Linked DNA regions of Homo sapiens: region 1 is linked to region 2. A link is a loop called in an ENCODE intact Hi-C map of the cell type or tissue named here. Cell type or tissue: heart right ventricle. All regions are shown on one strand. Links, peaks and the distances in the headings refer to the core of each region. The heading gives the core; the rest is flanking DNA. Region 1 has its middle 41 kb from the start of SRD5A3. Region 2 has its middle 59 kb from the start of KDR.

What was found. Peaks named below come from ENCODE experiments on the same cell type or tissue, not always from the same donor. Only the 100,000 strongest peaks of a DNase experiment are listed, where the experiment ranks them.
Region 1: a loop joins it to region 2, with 7 times the contacts of the local background. A loop is called at or near these places in 12 of 110 quality-filtered maps.

What each region holds. Positions count from the first base shown.
Region 1 is chr4:55,300,189-55,309,477 of GRCh38, reverse strand. No RefSeq gene overlaps it. Among named protein-coding and RNA genes, the nearest start is that of SRD5A3, 41 kb to the left of the region's middle. In heart right ventricle, for the core only: no CTCF peak of the experiment used is centred there; no DNase peak of the experiment used is centred there; H3K27ac peaks cover 1,210 bases.
Region 2 is chr4:55,179,803-55,189,091 of GRCh38, reverse strand. No RefSeq gene overlaps it. Among named protein-coding and RNA genes, the nearest start is that of KDR, 59 kb to the right of the region's middle. In heart right ventricle, for the core only: CTCF peaks have their summits at 2,568, 2,773 (motif pointing right) and 4,288 (motif pointing left); a DNase peak (open chromatin) is centred at 3,715; H3K27ac peaks cover 4,785 bases.

The DNA of each region.
Region 1 (9,289 bases), core at 857-8,856, 120 kb before region 2:
TCTAAGAAAAAAGTTAACTGTAAAATAGCCTAAGGCAGCTCCTTCAGGAGGTACTCAGAAAAAGGTATTGTTATCATAGAAGATGACTACAGCTCCTTGTGTGTTATTTACCTCAAAGACTTCCAGTGGGATAAGATGTGGAAATGGAAGACAGTGATAGTGATGATCCCAACCATGTGTAGGCCTGGCTAATGTGTGTGTTTGTTTGTGTCTTTGTTTTCAACAAAAAAATTTAAAAGTAAAAAATAAAATGTAAAAATAGAAACAAGCTTATAGAATAATAATATAAAAGAAGAAAATATTTTTGTTCCATTGTATAATGAGTTTATCTTTCAAGCTAAGTGTTATTACAAAATAGTCAAAAAGTTAAAAAATTTAAGTTTATAAAGTAAAAAAGTTACAATAAGTTAAGGTTAATTTATTATTATTGAAGATGGAATTTTTTTTTAATATTTAGTGTAGCCTAAGTGCAGAGTGTTATAAAAAGTCTATGGTAATCTACAGTAGTGTCCTAGGCCTTCACATCCAGTTGCCACTCACTGAGTTGCTCAAAGCAGCTTCCCCTCTTGCAAGCTCCATTCATGGTAAGTGCCCTATATAAGTGTACTCTTATAGAAAATTTATGTATTAAAAAGAAAACTTTTATACTGTACTTTTACCATACTTTTTCTTTTTTTTTTTTTTTTGAGATGAAGTCTTGCTCTTGTTGCCCAGGCTGGAGTGCAGTGGCATGATCTCGGTTCACTGCAGCCTCCGCTTCCCAGGTTCAAGTGATTCTCCTGCCTTAGCCTCCCGAGTAGCTGGGATTACAGGTGCCTGCCACATGGCTGGCTAATTTTTGTATTTTTAGTAGAGATGGGGTTTCACCATGCTGGCCAAGCTGGTCTCAAACTCCTGAATTTAGGCAATCTGCCCACCTCGGCCTCCCAAAGTGCTGGAATTACAGGCATGAGCCATCGCGCCTGGCTACTGTATTTTTTCTATGTTTAAATATATAAATATTTGCCATTGTGTTACAGTTGCCTACAGTATTCAGTACAGTAACATGCTGTACAGGTTTGTAGCCCAGGAGCATTAGGCTATACCAAACAGGCTAGCTGTGTAGTAGGCTATACCATCTAAGTTTGTGTAAGTACCCTCTATGATGTTTGCACAATGATGAAACTGCCTAATGATGAATTTCTCAGAAAATATTCCCGTTGTTAAACGACACATGACTGTACTATAAATGAATGATGTCATACACAACTTTGGATTTGTTGGTTTGTTAGAACTCAGATTAGATAATCTCATTAATATATTTTAGGCAAATATGCTTTAGGACCCCATCTGTTTATGCAGAGCAATGGGGGATTTTTGTGGATATATGTGATTGCTTGAAGATAGTTGAAAGACTAGAAGATGGAAAACCACTGTGAATTTTACTTGTAACTACTCCTTTTGGCTACTGGAAACTCCCAATTCTGATAGTTTCAACTGAAAGCAACAGGAGGAAAAAACAAAATAAAACATAAGAGAGACCCAGAAGAGGGGCACCTTGGTTATAGAAGGATAAGCATTTGCCAGGTGAAACAGACAGCCCCAAATAATAGTGGCTTCAATAAGTTAGTTTACTTTTTGTCTCCTGTAACTGTTCCAGTGTAATAGTCCAGCACTTGTTTGGTGGCCTCAGGGACCAGGCTCCTTTCATTTTGTCCTCATCGACATAGTCCAGGATGGCTCACTCATCTGGCTGGTGGGAAGGGGAAAATGAGAAAGAAGACAGTTATAGGCCGGGCGCGGTGGCTCATGCCTGTAATCCCAGCACTTTGGGAGGCCGAGGCAGGCAGATCACTTGAGGTCAGGAGTTCGAGACCAGCCTGGCCAACATGGCGAAACCCCATCTCTACTAAAAATACAAAAATTATCTGGGCGTGGTAGCATGCACCTGTAATCCCAGCTACTCAGGAGGTTGAGGCAGGAGAATTGCTTCAACCCCAGAGGCAGTGAGCCAAGATGGTGCCACTGCACTGCAGCCTGGGCGACAGAACAAGACTCCATCTCAAAAAAAAAAAAAAAAAAAAAAAAGACAATTGTCTGCTCTTCAGGAAGTTGTAGGCATCTGTATTAAGCTGTTCTTGCCTTACTATAAGGAAATACCTGAGACCGGGTAACTTATAAGAAAAGAGGTTTAATTGGCTCTTGGTTCTGCAGTCTGTACAGGAAGCCTAGCGCTGGCATCCGCTTTGGGGGAGGCCTCAGGAAATTTACAATCATGGTGGAAGTTGAAGAAGGACCAGGTATCTCACACGATGGGGGCAAGAGAGAGAGAGGGTGGTGGGGGAAGGTGCCACATGCTTAAACAACCAGATCTGTGAGAACTCACTGACTATCTCAAGGACAGCACTAAGCCATGAGGGATCCACCCCCCTGACCCAAACACCTCCCACCAGGCTCCACTTCCAACCTTGTGGATTACAGTTCTGCATGAGACTTGGTGGGGACATATATTCAAACTACATTAGCTCCACTTCAGCTCAAATTACATTGGTTACAAAATGGTCCTATGGCCACACCAAGCTGCATGGGAGACTGGGAAATGTAGCTTTATCAGGGGTTCTAGTTCCATAGGAGAAGAGAACAGATACTGAAGCATGACTAGCTGTCTCTGCCACATGGGGGTTTTAATACAAAAAGTGAACCTGCAAAGATCCAAGGTGGTGGATGAAGGAGATGTGAGAGAGAGAAAGGACGGCTTCTAGAGCAGTGCAAGTGTCTGGAGTGTGCATCGCATTTGCCTGGGTATCACCCTTCCTCCATCTTACTTTGGCTCAGTTCTGTTCCAAACTAGATACTTGCCCCCAGTTCCGCCTGTGCTTTCTTGCCTACTTGTTGGTATCATTCCTCTACCCACTACGCCCTTCTGTTTTGATGTCTTTTTCATTCAACAAGAATTTGGGGCCAGGTACAGTGGTTCACATCTGTAATTCCAGGACTTTGGAAGGCTGTTGAGGGAGCATTGCTTGAGCTCAGGAGCTCCAGACCAACCTAGGTCCTCCCTTTTCTCTCTACAAGAAAAGAGAAAAATTAGCTGGAGGCAGTGGCATGCACCTGTAGTCCCAACTATTTAGGAGGCTGAGGCAGGAGGATCCCTTGAGCCTAGGAGGTCAAGGCTACAGTGAGCCGTGATTGTGCCTTTGCACTCCAGCCTGGGTGACAGAGTGAGACCCTGTCTTCCCTGCCCCAAAAAACTAGGAAAGTGCAGGAGATGCTAAGTTACACCCTTATCGAGGAGCTTACAGTCTGGTGGCTGAGACAGACACATAGACAATGAAGTACAATTAGGATGGCTCATACTCTGATGGAAGCCTGTGCAGAGTATTGTGGGGGCTCCAGGGAAAGTGGGTCCTTTTCTAAGTAGGATGAAATTGAAGAATGATGTAGAAAGGTTTCATAGAGAGGTGGTATTAGTACGAAAACTGGATCTTGAAGAGTGAGAACGTGCTCGTCACACTGCTAGGGCATAGTGAGGGGAAGAAACAGAATGAAGCATAGAAAAGCATCCTCCCTGTGTGTGACAGTTAGAAGATAATAGAAGACCAATTTAACTCGGCTTGTGCATAAAGAGTGAATTTATTGGATCCTATAACTCAAAAATCAGAGAGGGTGGGAAATACAGATTCAGCTGGATTCAAGCATTCCATGGATGTTGTTTGGCCCAAATTTCTTGCCTTCTCTTAACACTACTTTCTACTCTGTTGACTTCATTTAGGCATGTTCTTCCCAGGAGGTAGTGGGGATGGCCACAAACACTCAATATTAAATGTAGGCTCTGAGATGCCCCAGCAGAATGATAGTTTATTTTCTTCTAATGGTTCAGGTTAAAGCTTCTAGTTATCTCTGATTGAACTGACTTGAATCCTATGCCCAGTCCTGAAAGTGAGTATGGCCAGGCAGCCCTAAGCAAACCACAGAAACTGAAGGTGCATTGGCTGCTGTTTCCTGAAGGGAAATGGGTGATATCTGCAGAAGAAGGAAAAGCAGATGTTGGGCAGGCAAGAACGACAGATGAACATGACAGTCTGCTTAGGGAGCTTCTAGTAATCCAGGATGGATAGAGCAAGAGACCAGGTGATGAGAGCTTTGGATGCTACTGGGCAGAGTGTGGACTTTATTTGGTGGGCAAGAGGGTGCCACTGGAGGGTTTAAATCAGGAATAACATGGTTCTTTGACATATTATTACTAATTGAAGTCCACACGAGGCTTCACTGTATATGTTGTACATTCTATGGGTTTTGAAAAATGGGTAACAGCATGTATCCACCCTTATACTTCATACAGAATAGTTTAACTGGCTGGGCATGGTGGACCATGCCTGTAATCCCAGCACTTTGGGAGGCCAAGGGGGGTGGGTCACATGAGGTCAGGAGTTTGAGGCCAGCCTGGCCAACATGGCAAAACCCCATCTCTACTAAAAATACAAAAATTAGCTGGGTGTGGTGGCATGTGCCTGTAATCCCAGCTACTCAAGAGGCTGAGTTAGGAGAGTGGCTTGAACCCAGGAGGCGGAGATGGCAGTGAGTTGAGATCATGCCATTGCACTCCAGCCTGCGAGACAGAGTGAGACTCCGTCTCAAAAAAAAAAAAAAAAAAAGTTTGACTGCCCTAAAAATCCCTTGTTCTCTACCTAGTTATTCCATCCCCTCAAGCCCTCGGCAACCAATGGTCTTTTTGCTCTCTCCCAAGTTTTTGCCTTTACCAGAATGACATATAGTTGGAATAATACAGTATGTAGCCTTTTCAGATTGGCTTCTTTCACTCAGTAATATGCATTTAAGTTTCCTTCGTGTCTTTTTATGGCTTGAGAGATCATTTCTTTTTATCGCTGAGAAATATTCCACTATATGGATGTATCACAGTTTGTTTATGCATTCTTCTATTGAAGGACATCTTAGTTGTTTCCACATGTTGGCAATTATGGATAAAGCTGCTACATATGTGCATGTGCAGGTTTTTGGGTCGAAATAAGCTTTCAACTCCTTTGAGTAAATACCAAGGAGTAGTGCTGGGTCAAGCATGGTCCTTTGCATAACCCTCTTTTATTTGCAATATACTTTCACATTCATTAATTTACCCAATTTTCACAGGAGCTCTCTGAGTTAAGTGAAGCATGTGTTTTTATTCCTACATAACAGGTGGGAAACTGAGGATCCAAGAATTTAAGTAAGACATACAAATTCACATAGTTGGTGAGTGTGTAACCACAACACTTAATCCAGCCTCTTCATACAGCCTGAAGTTTACAATAAAGCAATTAGCTGTAGCCAGAATAATTCTCATGATCTCATCCTACACCTCTCAAACAATGAGACCAGGCCAGTCTTAGAAAAATGGGGAAGTAGCAAGGTCCTTTCACTGTCTTCCTGGGTCCACACCCAGAGTCTGTCTTTCAGACGTCCTCTGGCTTTTTCTCCAGGATCAAAAGCACCCTCACTACTACCCTGGAGACTGCCCAGAAACAGGCCAGATAACTCGATGAAGTCATTCGAGTAATTGTTATTATTAATGACTCAGAGTGCTGCCCCTCCCAGATGAAATATGCATTTCATAGTAGTTTAAAGACTTATCTCAAAAGAGTGAAAAAATGTGGCAATTTTTAGCACCCTGGCAGGACTTGGAGGGTGGAGACAGATGAAGTGAGGTCTCTCAGTGCTCCTGAAATTATACCTCATATTTGGTTCAAACAATATGTCATACCTATAGGTAACGGGTATGATGGGTTAACTTCCTGACATTGCCATGGCATTTATTCTTTCATTTCATTCCAAGTTGCAGAAATTACCCCCAGAGAATTAGAAGAAGGTATCAATGGGCAAAATGACTTAAGTACAGTTACATTTCCTTTCAGTACCTAGGCCTTAATTTCCCCTTCAGTTATATATATATATGCACATATTTTAAATGAAAGCAAGTTTATTAAGAAAGCAAAGGAATAAAGAATGGCTACTCCATAGGTAGAGCAGTGACATGGGCTGCTCAATTGTGTATACTTATAGTTACTTTTTTTTTTTTTGGAAACATAAAATTTTATTAAAAACATATAACAAACAAAAATTACTAAAGGAAAGCCATAGGACTTGTTGCTGAGACATAGTGAGAAAAATGGTTGTTAGTCAGAAAAATTATTGTTGAATGAGGTGTGAACAATCTCTTTTCTTTTTCATTATACTTTAAGTTCTAGGGTACATGTACACAACATGCAGGTTTTTTACATAGGTATACATGTGCCATGTTGGTTTGCTGCACACATCAACTTGTCAATTACATTAGGTATTTCCTTGAATGCTATCCCTCCCCCAGCCCCTCACGCCCCAACAGGCGCTGGTGTGTGATGATCCCTGCCCTGTGTCCATGTGTTCTTGTTGTTCAACTCCCACCTATGAGTGAGAACATGCGGTGTTTGGTTTTCTGTCCTTGTGATAGTTTGCTTAGAATGATGGTTTCCAGCTTCATCCATGTCCTTGCAAAGGATATGAACTCACCCTTTTTTATGGCTGCATAGTATTCCATGGTATATATGTGCCAGGTTTTCTTAATTCAGTTTATCATTGATGGACATTTGGGTTGGTTCCAAGTCTTTGCTATTTTGAATAGTGCTGTAATAAACATACGTGTGCATGTGTCTTTATCGTAGAAAGATTTATAATACTTTGGGTATATACCCAGTAATGGAATCACTGGGTCAAATGGTATTTCTAGTTCTAGATCCTTGAGGAATCACCACACTGTCTTCCACAGTGGTTGAACTAATTAACACTTCCACCAACAGTGTATTTCTCCACATCCTCTCCAGCATCTGTTGTTTCCTGACTTTTTAATGATTGCCATTCTAACTGGTGTGAGATGGTATCTCATTGTGGTTTTGATTTGCATTTCTCTGATGACCAGTGATGATGGGCATTTTTTCATATGTCTGTTGGCTGCATAAATGTCTTCTTTTGAGAAGTATCTGTTCATATCCTTTGCCCACTTTTTGATGGGGTTGTTTGTTTTTTTTCTTGTAAATTTATTTAAGTTCTTTGTAGATTCTGGATATTACCTCTTTGTCAGATGGGTAGATTGCAAAAATTTTCTCCCATTCTGTAGGCTGCCTCTTCACTCTGATGGTAGTTTCTTTTGCTGTGCAGAAGCTCTTTAGTTTAATTAGATCCCATTTGTCTATTTTGGCTTTTGTTGCCATTGCTCTTGGTGCTTTAGTCATGAAGTCTTTGCCCATGCCTATGTCCTGAATGGTATTGCCTAGGTTTTCTTCTAGGGTTTTCATGGTGTTAGGTCTCACATTTAAGTCTTTAATCCATCTTGAGTTAATTTTTGTATATGGTGTAAGGAAGGGATCCAGTTTCAGCTTTCTACATATGGCTAGCCAGTTTTCCCAGCACCTTTTATTAAATAGGGAATCCTTTCCCCATTGCTTGTTTTTGTCAGGTTTGTCAAAGATCAGATGGTTGTAGATGTGTGGTGTTATTTCTGAGGGCTCTGTTCTGTTCCATTGATCTATATACCTGTTTTGGTACCAGTACCATGCTGTTTTGGTTACTGTAGCCTTGTAGTATAGCTTAAAGCTAGGTAGCATGATGCCTCCAGCTTTGTTCTTTAGGCTTAGGATTGTCTTGGCAATTGCAGGCTCTTTTTTGGTTCCATATGAACTTTAAAGTAGTTTTTTCCAATTCTGTGAAGAAAGTCATTGGTAGCTTCATGGGGATAGCATTGAATCTATAAATTACCTTGGGCAGTGTGGCCATTTTCATGATATTGATTCTTCCTATCCATGAGGATGGAATGTTCTTCCGTTTGTTTGTGTCCTCTTTTATTTCATTGAGCAGTGGTTTGTAGTTCTCCTTGAAGAGGTCCTTCACATCCCTTGTAAGTTGGATTCCTAGATATTTTATTCTCTTTGTAGTAATTGCTAATGGGAGTTCACTCATGATTTGTCTCTCTGTTTTTCTATTATTGGTGTATAGGAATGCTTGTGATTTTTGCACATTGATTTTGTATCCTGAGACTTTGCTGAAGTTGATCCTCAGCTTAAGGAGATTTTGGGCTGAGCCGATGGGGTTTTCTAAATATACAACCATGTATCTGCAAACAGGGACAATTTGACTTCCTCTTTTCCTAATTGAATACCCTTTATTTCTTTCTCTTGCTTGATTGCCCTAGCCAGAACTTCCAACACTATGTTGAATAGAAGTGGTGAGAGAGGGCATCCTTGTCTTGTGCCAGTTTTCAAAGGGAATGCTTCCAGTTTTTGTTCATTCGGTATGATATTGGCTGTGGGTTTGTCATAAATAGCTGTCATTATTTTGAGATATGTCCCATCAATACCTAGTTTATTGACAGTTCTTTGCATGAAGGGCTATTGAATTTTGTCAAAGGCCTTTTCTGCATCTATTGAGATAATCATGCGGTTTTTGTCATTGGTTCGGTTTATGTGATGGATTATGTTTATTGATTTGCATACATTGAACCAGCTTTGCCTCCCAGGGATGAAGCCGAGCTGATTGTGGTGGATAAGCTTTTTGATGTGCTGCTGGATTCAGTTTGCCAGTATTTTATTGAGGATTTTTGCATCGATGTTCATCAGGGATATTGGTCTAAAATTCTCTTTTTTTGTTGTGTCTCTATCAGGCTTTGGTATCAGGATGATGTTGGCCTCATAAAATGAGTTAGGGAGGATTCCCTCTTTTTCTATTAATTGAAATAGTTTCAGAAGGAATGGTACCAGCTCCTCTTTGTACTTCTGGTAGAATTTGGTTGTGAATCCATCTGGTCCTGGACTTTTTTTGGGTGGTAGGCTATTCATTATTGACTCAATTTCAGAACCTGTTATTGATCTATTCAGAGATTCAGCTTCTTCCTGATTTAGTCTTGGGAGGGTGTATGTGTCCAGAATTTATCCATTTCTTCTAGATTTTCTAGTTTATTTGTGTAGAGGTGTTTATAGTATTCTCTGATGGGAGTTTGTATTTCTGTGGTATTGGTGGTGATATCCCCTTTATCATTTTTTATTGCGTCTATTTGATTCTTCTCTCCTTTCTTCTTTATTAGTCTTGCTAGCGGTCTATCAGTTTTGTTGATCTTTTCAAAAAACCAGCTCCTGGATTCACTGATTTTTTGAAGGGATTTTTGTGTCTCTATCTCCTTCAATTCTTCTCTGATCTTATTTATTTCTTGCTTTTTGCTAGCTTTTGAATGTGTTTGCTCTTGCTTCTTTAGTTCTTTTAATTGTGATGTTAGGGTGTCAATTTTAGA
Region 2 (9,289 bases), core at 673-8,672:
GTATGGTTTTTCTCTGACTGCTTTCATGTTTTTTCTTTGTCTTTAGTTTTTAGAAGTTTAATTATAATGTGCGTTGGCATGGGTTACTTAGATATTTTTATATTGTGTTATGAGACTCTGGATCTTATTTAAGTTTTCTGCTTTACCTGGATTTTTCTGGTACAAGTCCAGCAGGGGAAGGAGAGGAGCTGCTTTGTTATTGCCAGGTGGAGGTACAAATCTAAGTTTCCCACTTGGCCTCTTTTGACACCTGAGGTGGAGACTCCTCATTACTGCTGAGTAGTAGGGGTAGAAATTTTGCCTTTGTACATGGTCTCCACTGACAATGCAGTGCAACTGGCTTATTGCTGTTTGGTGATGGTTGAAGTCTTGACCCCTTTTTCGGCATTCTCTGATACCACATAGCAAAGAGGAAGAGGGTTTTCTCATTACTGTTGGACTGAGGTGGAAATCCAAGCTCCCACATGGCCTCCACTGACCCTGTTGGGGCAGAGGCTTGCTGTCAGTCAGCAGGGATAGAAACCTGGCTTCCTGATTGGCTTTCTGTGATACTACCCTGGTGGGTATTGGGCCAATGTCTTAGTCCACTTGTGCAGCTATAACAAAATAACACAAACAGGCTAATTTGTAGAGAACAGAAATTTATTTTTCACAGTTCTGGAGGCTGAAAGTCCAAGATCAAGGCGCTGGCAGGTTTGATGTCTCACGAGAGAGAGGTCCGTCTGTGCTTCCAAGATGGCATCTTATTGCTGCATCTATGGAAGGGACAAATGCTGTGTCCTCACATGGCAGAAAGATGGAAGAGCAAAAAGGGCCTACCTACCTCTCTGGCCCTTTTATAAGGGATAAAAAAAGTAGAGCCCTTAGGGCTTAATTACCTTTCAAAAGTCCCATCTCTTAATACTTTGCCATGGGGATTGTTTCAATATGAATTTTGGAGGGGACACAAATATTCAAACCATAGCAGCCACTGTGTTATAGCCTCTTGAGGGTGAAGTCTAGGCTCCCCTCTCAGCCTTTGCTGGTATGTGTGGGAGTAAGGTTTTGTTTGTGGTGTTTGGTTGAAGTAGAATGGTTATTGTCTAAAGGTTTTCTGTTTTGCTAGGTTGTCCCTTTCCTGGTCTTTTGGTTAGTGAGAACAGGCTTTTGTTGAGGCATTTAAAAGTCAGAACTCATTTGCATTTCTGGATTGCTGAACTCTTTAGCTTCTTGTCTGGGATCCATAAGGCAACTTACCACCATGTCTTTCCTTGGGTCCTAAGATCCCCAGCCAGTCTGCCTTCTTCTCCCCACCTTTCAGTCTTTTTATATTTGCTTTATGCATAATGTCTGGGGTTTTTAGTTGTAGCTAGTGGGAGGAATAGGGAAAAGTACGTCTACTTCATTTTCCCAGATAGTTCATTTTATTTTTATGCGTAGGTAATGTCCTTGGCTTTTATACTTGGAGCATAGGCCAAGTTTAACCTTATCATTTGCTGTGTTAAAGGACAATGTTTGGAAGTATGGATGTGAAAAGAGAAGATACTTGAACTTTTTCTTTTGGAAAATAGCCTTTTGTGATGGCTTTTCATTCTTGTCAAGATGGGTGTTCAGAAAGAAGTAATTATTGGGAGTGGACAACTCATAGAATGTAAAGCAGGGGTGCCTAATATAGTGGAAAGTAAGCAGATCTAAGGCTTTCCCTGCACTTCTGCTAGGTGGCTGCTGCCGTGGGGACTGCCCCAATCAGCAGACTTCTTAATTAGATGGAGAGGGAGCAGTGGGGTAAGAAACCTTGCTGTCAGCTTCCCTTCTCCCTATCCCTTCCCCTCATTCCTTGTCAGGAAAAAGGAAAAGTATAATTTTTTCATTAGAGATAACAGGAATCATGTTTGGTTTGATAGTATTTATAAATATGCTTCAATAAACATTCAATTGTGCTCACTTACAGTTTTACGTAAGCTGTGGGTCAGTTTCATACTGCAACAGTTCATTCTCATCATTTGGTTGTCCTTTATCATTCTGATGTGAAAATCATGTTGAAGGGGAAATTATTCGTGCATTATAATGAGTATAACTTGCATCCTAGGGGCCTTGAAATGCAGTTTGCTAAACTAAATACAAAAGACTACAGTCTAAACATAGAATTCGCCATAGTCAAGCTCTTCCTGTGAAGGCTTAAAGAAAAAAAAACAACCTAGGGAATTGTCACACTTCCCATTGTTATTCACACGCTTGTTTGGGATCTGATAATGGCAGCTGCCAGAGCCCTGACATTTCAGCAGAGAGGGGAAGCAGGGCAAAAGTTAGAAGACTCTGGATCTGAGGAGAACTCTCAAATTCACTGTAAGCCTCAGGCTGTCTTGAAAATGTGATAATGGTTGTAGAATTTGGATAGATGATTTCTCTAGAAAAACAAATTTTATTAGATAACAGCATGCATGAACACTACAAAACACAGGATTAAAATACCACTGAATCCTACAAAGTACTTTAAATTCTCCTTCTTAACTGGTTTGCCATTCAAGTCAATAAATATTTACCAAAAAATGACCACGTTTCTGGTCCACTGGGGGCAGTTGGGGTACGAAGATGAACAAGTCCTGATCCCTGTCTTTAAGGAGCTAATAATGCAGAGGGAAAACAGAAGTGTATACAAATAACTGCTATAAAATGTGCCTAAATGAGGCTTTATGAAGAATTGCCATTTGAACTGAACCTTGAAGGATTATTTAGTGGCTGCAAGAAGCAGATATGAACTCTGGCTAATTGAAGAGAAAAAAAAATTAAAAAAACACCACCACCACCAGGGGGAATCTGTTGGGGATTGTGGAGATAGCTCCTGAATTGAAGTAAAAAGCTGTACCTTTAAGGAAACATGTTATAGATTGATGTACTAGGGATTGATGGCAATGTTTTTTTCAGAGTATGGTCTATAAGGATGAGTCAACTCCAGTGCTTTTGGGTTGGGTCACTTCTCTTAAGGTACAAATTTCAAGGGAAGAGGGACTGAGAGGTCTTACCTGGGTCATATACCCATCTCTTGGCCAATGCAATGCCAGGGGAGTCATTCCTTAAAGGAAGAGCATAAGCTCTAATTAAAAGCCCAATAGCTCTGACGTTGGGCAGCACAAACCATGGACAGGTGGAAGGAATATCTGAGCAGAGATGCAGAGGCAGAGAAATAAGAATGTTTGGGAACAGCAAAGCATCTGGTCCAGTTGTGCATAAGGTGAAGGAAAGGCGAAGTTGGGAGAGATGAGGAAGAAGAGGCAGGTTGCAAGTGGGTGATGGAAGACCTTAGCTGCTATGTTTGGAATTGAAGATAGAGTCATTGGCAGGGCTGGGGGGAGCAGATCTGGTAAGATCTATGCTTTGAGAACAGTTCTCTGGAAACAGACTTGGGTTATAAAAGGAATTATGGGGCAAGAAGGCAAAGGATGTTGCCTAGGTGAAAAGGGGTAATGAAGGCTTTTAATGATATTATACTTAACTCTGAAATGACCACAGTGAACACTTTATACATTTTACTTTTACCCAGTAGAGAAGACAAGGCATGCATTTTCCCCCCTTTTAACAGATACAATACCAGAGGCTCCAGATGCTTAAGTGTCATGCTCTAGATATCATGATGAGTAAGGAGGAGCCAGGGCTTGCCCTTGGCCGTCTTCCTAGGGGCTCTTTCTAACATGTGAGACCTTGCAGCTGGATCCAGCTGACTTTGCTTTGCTGCACCACAGGCTGTGACCCATTTCTTCACCACCAGGATGATATTCTTTTGAGGTTGCGCCCTTGAGCAAATAGCTCCAGTACATCTGAATCTTGGCTTGTGCCTGATGTGCTTATGTGGCCTGAATGCAGGTTTTCTTTTTCCCTCATGAGAGAGGATTTTCCAAAAGGAGTTTCAAAAATAATCTGTGGTGGATACTGAACATGTGCTCAGCAGCTAAGTGAAAGGACAATGATAGTGTAGCAGGAAATGGCAGTGGAGTGTTAGGAATGTTGAGCTTTGGAGTCAGGTTGCCTGAGCTAAAATCTCTGCTCTGCCTCTTACTAGCGGTGTGACCTTGGCCAAGATACTTGACTTTCTAAATCTGTTTGTCTGCAAAATGGCGATAATAATGAAGTCACCCCATAGAGTTGTGAGGATTCAATGTGATAATGCAAATAGAGACCTTGGAAGAGTACCTAGCTTATCATAAGTATTTAATAATGTTGCTGTTCTGGTTATTGTTGCTATTGTCTTACCTAAAACATGGCGGGACGTGTTTCGTATAGTTCTGTGACATTTGAGCTTCAGTGCCATCTAGTGGCCAGGACATTTCAGAGGGTGCTATTAGCCCAGGTGTTGCACCCACAGGTGATGCGAGGGCTCTTATTCTGTAGCTTAATGACTCGCTGCTAACTGATTTCAAAGGTGAGTGCTGGGTATGCAGGCCAGGACTAGGAATATTGTGTGATCTGACCTCATTACTGGTTAAGTTGCATGAAGAGAGTAACTTTGTTTTTACAGACAGAAAAGGAAATCATCATGGCCACGGGATCTCGGATGCCTTCTCTTCCTTGGCCTGGCCACACAAGGGAACTCTGTGTTTCCAAAAGGTGTAGCTCCCCCTTGGAGCACGACAGGATACAGGCCGACTTGCCAGTGTAGTGGTTAGGAATGTGATTATCTGGTCCCGTGGTTTGTGAGTCACCAGCTGAATGACTGTAGCAAGTTACTTAACTTCTGTGAAGAGTAAAAATCTGTACCTCACAGGATTTTAATGAGAATGCACATATATGCTTAGCACAGGGCCTGATGCATAGTAGGTGCTCAGTAAACATTAGTTGTACTGATTTTTCACTTTTGCAATAGATTTTTGTGTTAAAGAGGGGCCATTCATTCATTCATTTTTTTCTTCACACATTCATTCCATCATTCAATTGCTATCTGGAGAACATACTGTGTACCAGGAACTGAGTTAGATGAAGCCTTGCGTAAAACAAACACAGCTCCTCATGGTTGTGGTGAAGGGCATTACACAAGCGATGCCAGGGGAGCTGGGTGTCCCTGAGCAAGCTGTGGACTGAACAGAGGACTTTCTACAGAGTATGATTCGCATCATAAGTATTATAGATTTGTACAAATTTACATGCAAGTTTTAAAGCAGATGGGAGTTTCTTGTTCTTAAAAAATATCAGTATATTTCAATGATTTCCAGAAGATGAAAGTAAAGTGCCTTGAGGAAGGGGTGCCCTTTGCTAATTTGTCTAAAAGCACTGTGAGGTAGACATGGCGATTACATTAAAGTGTATTGGATTCATTCATTGTAGCTCTGGTGGCTCAAGTGACCACTTTTATGTATTGAGGGACTAAAGAGCGTGATGTTTATTTATGTTTAAAATAAATCTATCTATCTGTCTATCTAATTAATCTCATTAGCCCTTCCTCCAACTTTTCTCTACATTAGCCTTATGTTCCTATTTTACTTCTTTTCACAGGAATGCAGCAAGCTCACAAAGTCCTGCTTCCTTTAGAAAATCACCCTGCAATGTACATCACAAATGAGATAATTCTCCTAGACTAAGTCCTAAAGTAGTGATTTTTATAAAGGGCGTGGTAAAGGATTTTGGGGAGAGGAGAAAGTTGTGTATGCTTGGGAAATAATGTACTCAATACAATAATATATTAAGCAATGAAATATAAAGCAACATAATATTATATACATAAAATATTCTGTATTATACTGAATAATAAAAATATATATTTATTTTACAATAGTAAAGATCAACAAATTCTTCCTGCTGGTGCACCTACACAGAAGATAGACTGCTCAGAGATATGTAGAGACATTCCCACACAGAAAAACCTACTGAAATCTAGCTGAGACAGTGGAGTAGGATCTTTCCATGTATCAAAATGGAACAAAGGTTAAAGAAAAAAGGGGTCAAAAAACTCAAAGGCTGGAAAATATCTGCGTAAGGCTTCAAACATCTCTTGAATGGACATTGCTTGGGGATTCCCTGATAATAGCAATAATGGTGATGGTGATGGCCTTGCTTTCGTGCCAGGCCTCAAATCCTCCTCACCACATGGAGGAGGAGGTAGGTACAAATGTTTGGTAGTGAGGCTGCCACGACTCCTTCTTTAGCAAAGCTCAATGACTTTTCTGGAATCAGTTAAATTTTTTCTTTCTGGGCCCTGCATCCCTGCTTGGGTGCTGTTTCTTGAGCTTCCTGAATAGCAAGCTCCTTCCTTGATCCTCCTTGGCAGCCTGTTTCATGAATTAGTTTTCCTTCATTTAGCTGCGTTCTTCAGACCCCAGAGGACAGTTGAAAGGTTAATTTTATAACACTTAATACTAGTACGAATCCTCAGGGTCAGGATCTTTTTACCAAAATACCACTTCTTTTATATTTCCTTTCCAGCCTTCATTGTTCAGTAGTTCTGCAGAAGTGATTTCTGCTTGAACACTGCTGGTAGGGAAAAGCACAGAATATTTCCTACATAGTTGTTTTTTGCTTTAATAACATTTGGCTTAAGAATGTCTTTTTGCCTCTTAAAAGTAGGATATTTTTCATTTTGTTCTGTGGATTTGGTTTATGGCTACTGGTCAAATTTTGTCTAAAAGTTACTATTACTGAATGTATTTCCAGAGGATCCTAGGCTAAGGTGACATAAATTTTATAATCTTTTTAGTCAGTTAAGTTAGGGAAAAAATCTTGGTAGAATTGGAATAAAATTATTTAAGTGTTGGCCCTTAGCTTTCAGTCTCCAAAGCATGACAATTGACTAAAATCTCGCTCTCATTTACACCCTAAATAGGCAACTTCATTGTGTCAGATGCCATGATAGATCTATCTTGAATCTGTGACTCCTGTTTCTTGATTCTGTGATATATCATCTCTTTATTCTATGAAGGCTGGGGTTTTAAAGGACTTTACCTTAAATCTCCTTTTTTTGTAGTGTGTGTGTGTGAATGGTCCTTCTTCTGATGGCTTGCACAGGAAGCCTAAGGCGTAATCAGACTATAAAACCCCTGACCAGAAAGGAGATGGTAAGTTCAGCTACACACTAAGAAGATAACAGGCAGCTATTTACTAGCCAGAAAGATAAGGGAATGAGTTTGATTCCTCATTAAAAGCTTCATGGTTTAAGTCTTAAAAAAAAAAAAAAGCCTTGGGTCTTTGCTTATTAAGTTACATAAACAAGGTGAAGTGTCATGGAGGGTTGTTGGGGGAGGAATGGAAACTCTTGGTGTGACCTATAATTAGAAAATTTCCAAACAGAGAATAAAAACAGAGACTGTATGCCACTTCCTGACCCCACTCACCCATACAGGCTAAGCCATTGGTGGGAGACAGATAAGAAAACACCAAGGAAGGAAACTTGAGCCAGGCTGCTTGTTCGCTCTGATGACGACTCAGCCTGGGATGGGAGGATTGAATATTCCCTTACAGTTGAAACGATCCTGAAGGCATCTTAAGAAGGAATAGCATTACTTCCATAAACCACAATCAACCAATAACATGAGGGTATTCCATGCTGTCCCTCTATAAGGACCTTCCATACTGTGTTGCTAATGAAATAGCTGGAGATAGTTAATTAATTACAATAGAGAAAAAGGCCTGGGTTGGTATACTGGCTCTTGTCCACGACTTCTGGAATTTTGGGCAGGTTGCCTCACCCTCCAGCCTCGCTGGCTGGTCTGTAGGGGAAAATGATGGCTGCACATCTGTTAGGGTAGTAAAGATTCAACGCGATGAGGCATGTGAAAACACTTAGAAATCTGCAAAGATCCTTTACAAATGCTGGCTGTTGTTATGTTAAACATGTCTTTGTACAGTGTGTAATGGTCTTCCCTACTTACAATAACATCAGGAATCTAAAGCAGACTATGGTTTTTCTCACTAGTAGACAATCCCTCTGTGAGGGGTGTAGTCATTGGTAGCAAGAGTTTATAGAGGTCACCACCCCCTCTGCTGTGACTCACAGACCCCATGCACCAATCAAGGTGCAATCCTGAGGCTCCACCAGGTTTCCCAAGGCCAAACTCGATGCTAGCACGGAGCAGACTGTGGTGTGATTTCTAGTGTAAGGCAGGGAGTCAGAATTCTGCTCTCCCACTTACTTGTTTTGTGACTTTCGGCAAATAAGTTCATTTTTCTGAGTCTCCATTTCTTCTTATGCATGTGCCTTCCTCCTATCCATTCACATATATCCCAAAATGAAATGTGAATATTGACCCTGCTGGTTTATTGATAGGTTACATGAGTGAAGACATTGGTGAACTGTTTGAGGACAGGGATTTCCTCCCAAGCATATTACACAGTGGCTTGCATATAGTAAGTGCTCAATTAATACTGATTTAATAAAAATATGTTTAAAAACCCTAGCATTGTGACAGGCACATCATACACATAGCTGCTGGTTTGAATTTTGGTTCTATATCTTCAATACCTTTTTTCCCCTCTTAAATAAAGATGTCACTAATCAATGGAATTACCTTAAACCATGACCCTTTACCTCTCTGGGTCTTGTTCTTCACCATAAAGGAAGCTAGAGCAGTTGGTCTCTCATGTTTCCTCTATGTGATAAAGATTGACTGTTTTCAAAAACCAAATCTACCTTCAAATTAGGCCATTTTTGCCTCTATTGAGTATGTTGCTAAACTAACCTGAGAGCTTAGTTTAAAAGCAGTTGGTGTAAAAAAGAAACTCCTTCAAGTTTTAACTGACTTCAACTTTTGCATGAAAAATGGCTATTTCACCCTGGAAGGTCCTGGGTTCTCCATGTCCCATTCAACTTGTATACCTCCCACTCTCAAAAGTGTTGAGGTTTAGAAAAGAAATGATTTGGTCACCCAACTGCAAATGATGAGGGAACCCAGCTGCCTGGCAAATGAGCAGTCCCTTAGGTCTTCCGGCAGAAACTGAGGCACGGCCTCTCTCATTCTGCAATGGCCAAAGCTGCTGCCTTGGAACCTGCTGTTGGAGTCTGGGGACCCAGAAAAAGTGCAGCATATATGGAGGAATCTAGAACCACATCATATGAGAAATGATGTTAGGAACGCAGGATGTTTGGCCTGGAGAAAGTTCAGTGACGACATGATAGCTGACTTTAAATGTTTTAAAAACTAAGACTCTTCCAAGTGACACTAAAAGGCCAAACTGGGGCCAGTTGGAGACCTACCTATGGGGAATGTGTTAGATGAATTGTAGCCTGTCCGTTCAGAGCTATCAATCTAGGATATGGAACTATGTCTACAATGCAATACTAAAGGAAACAAGCCCTGTTGTCAGAAGTATATAAAGTATCTGGCTGGGC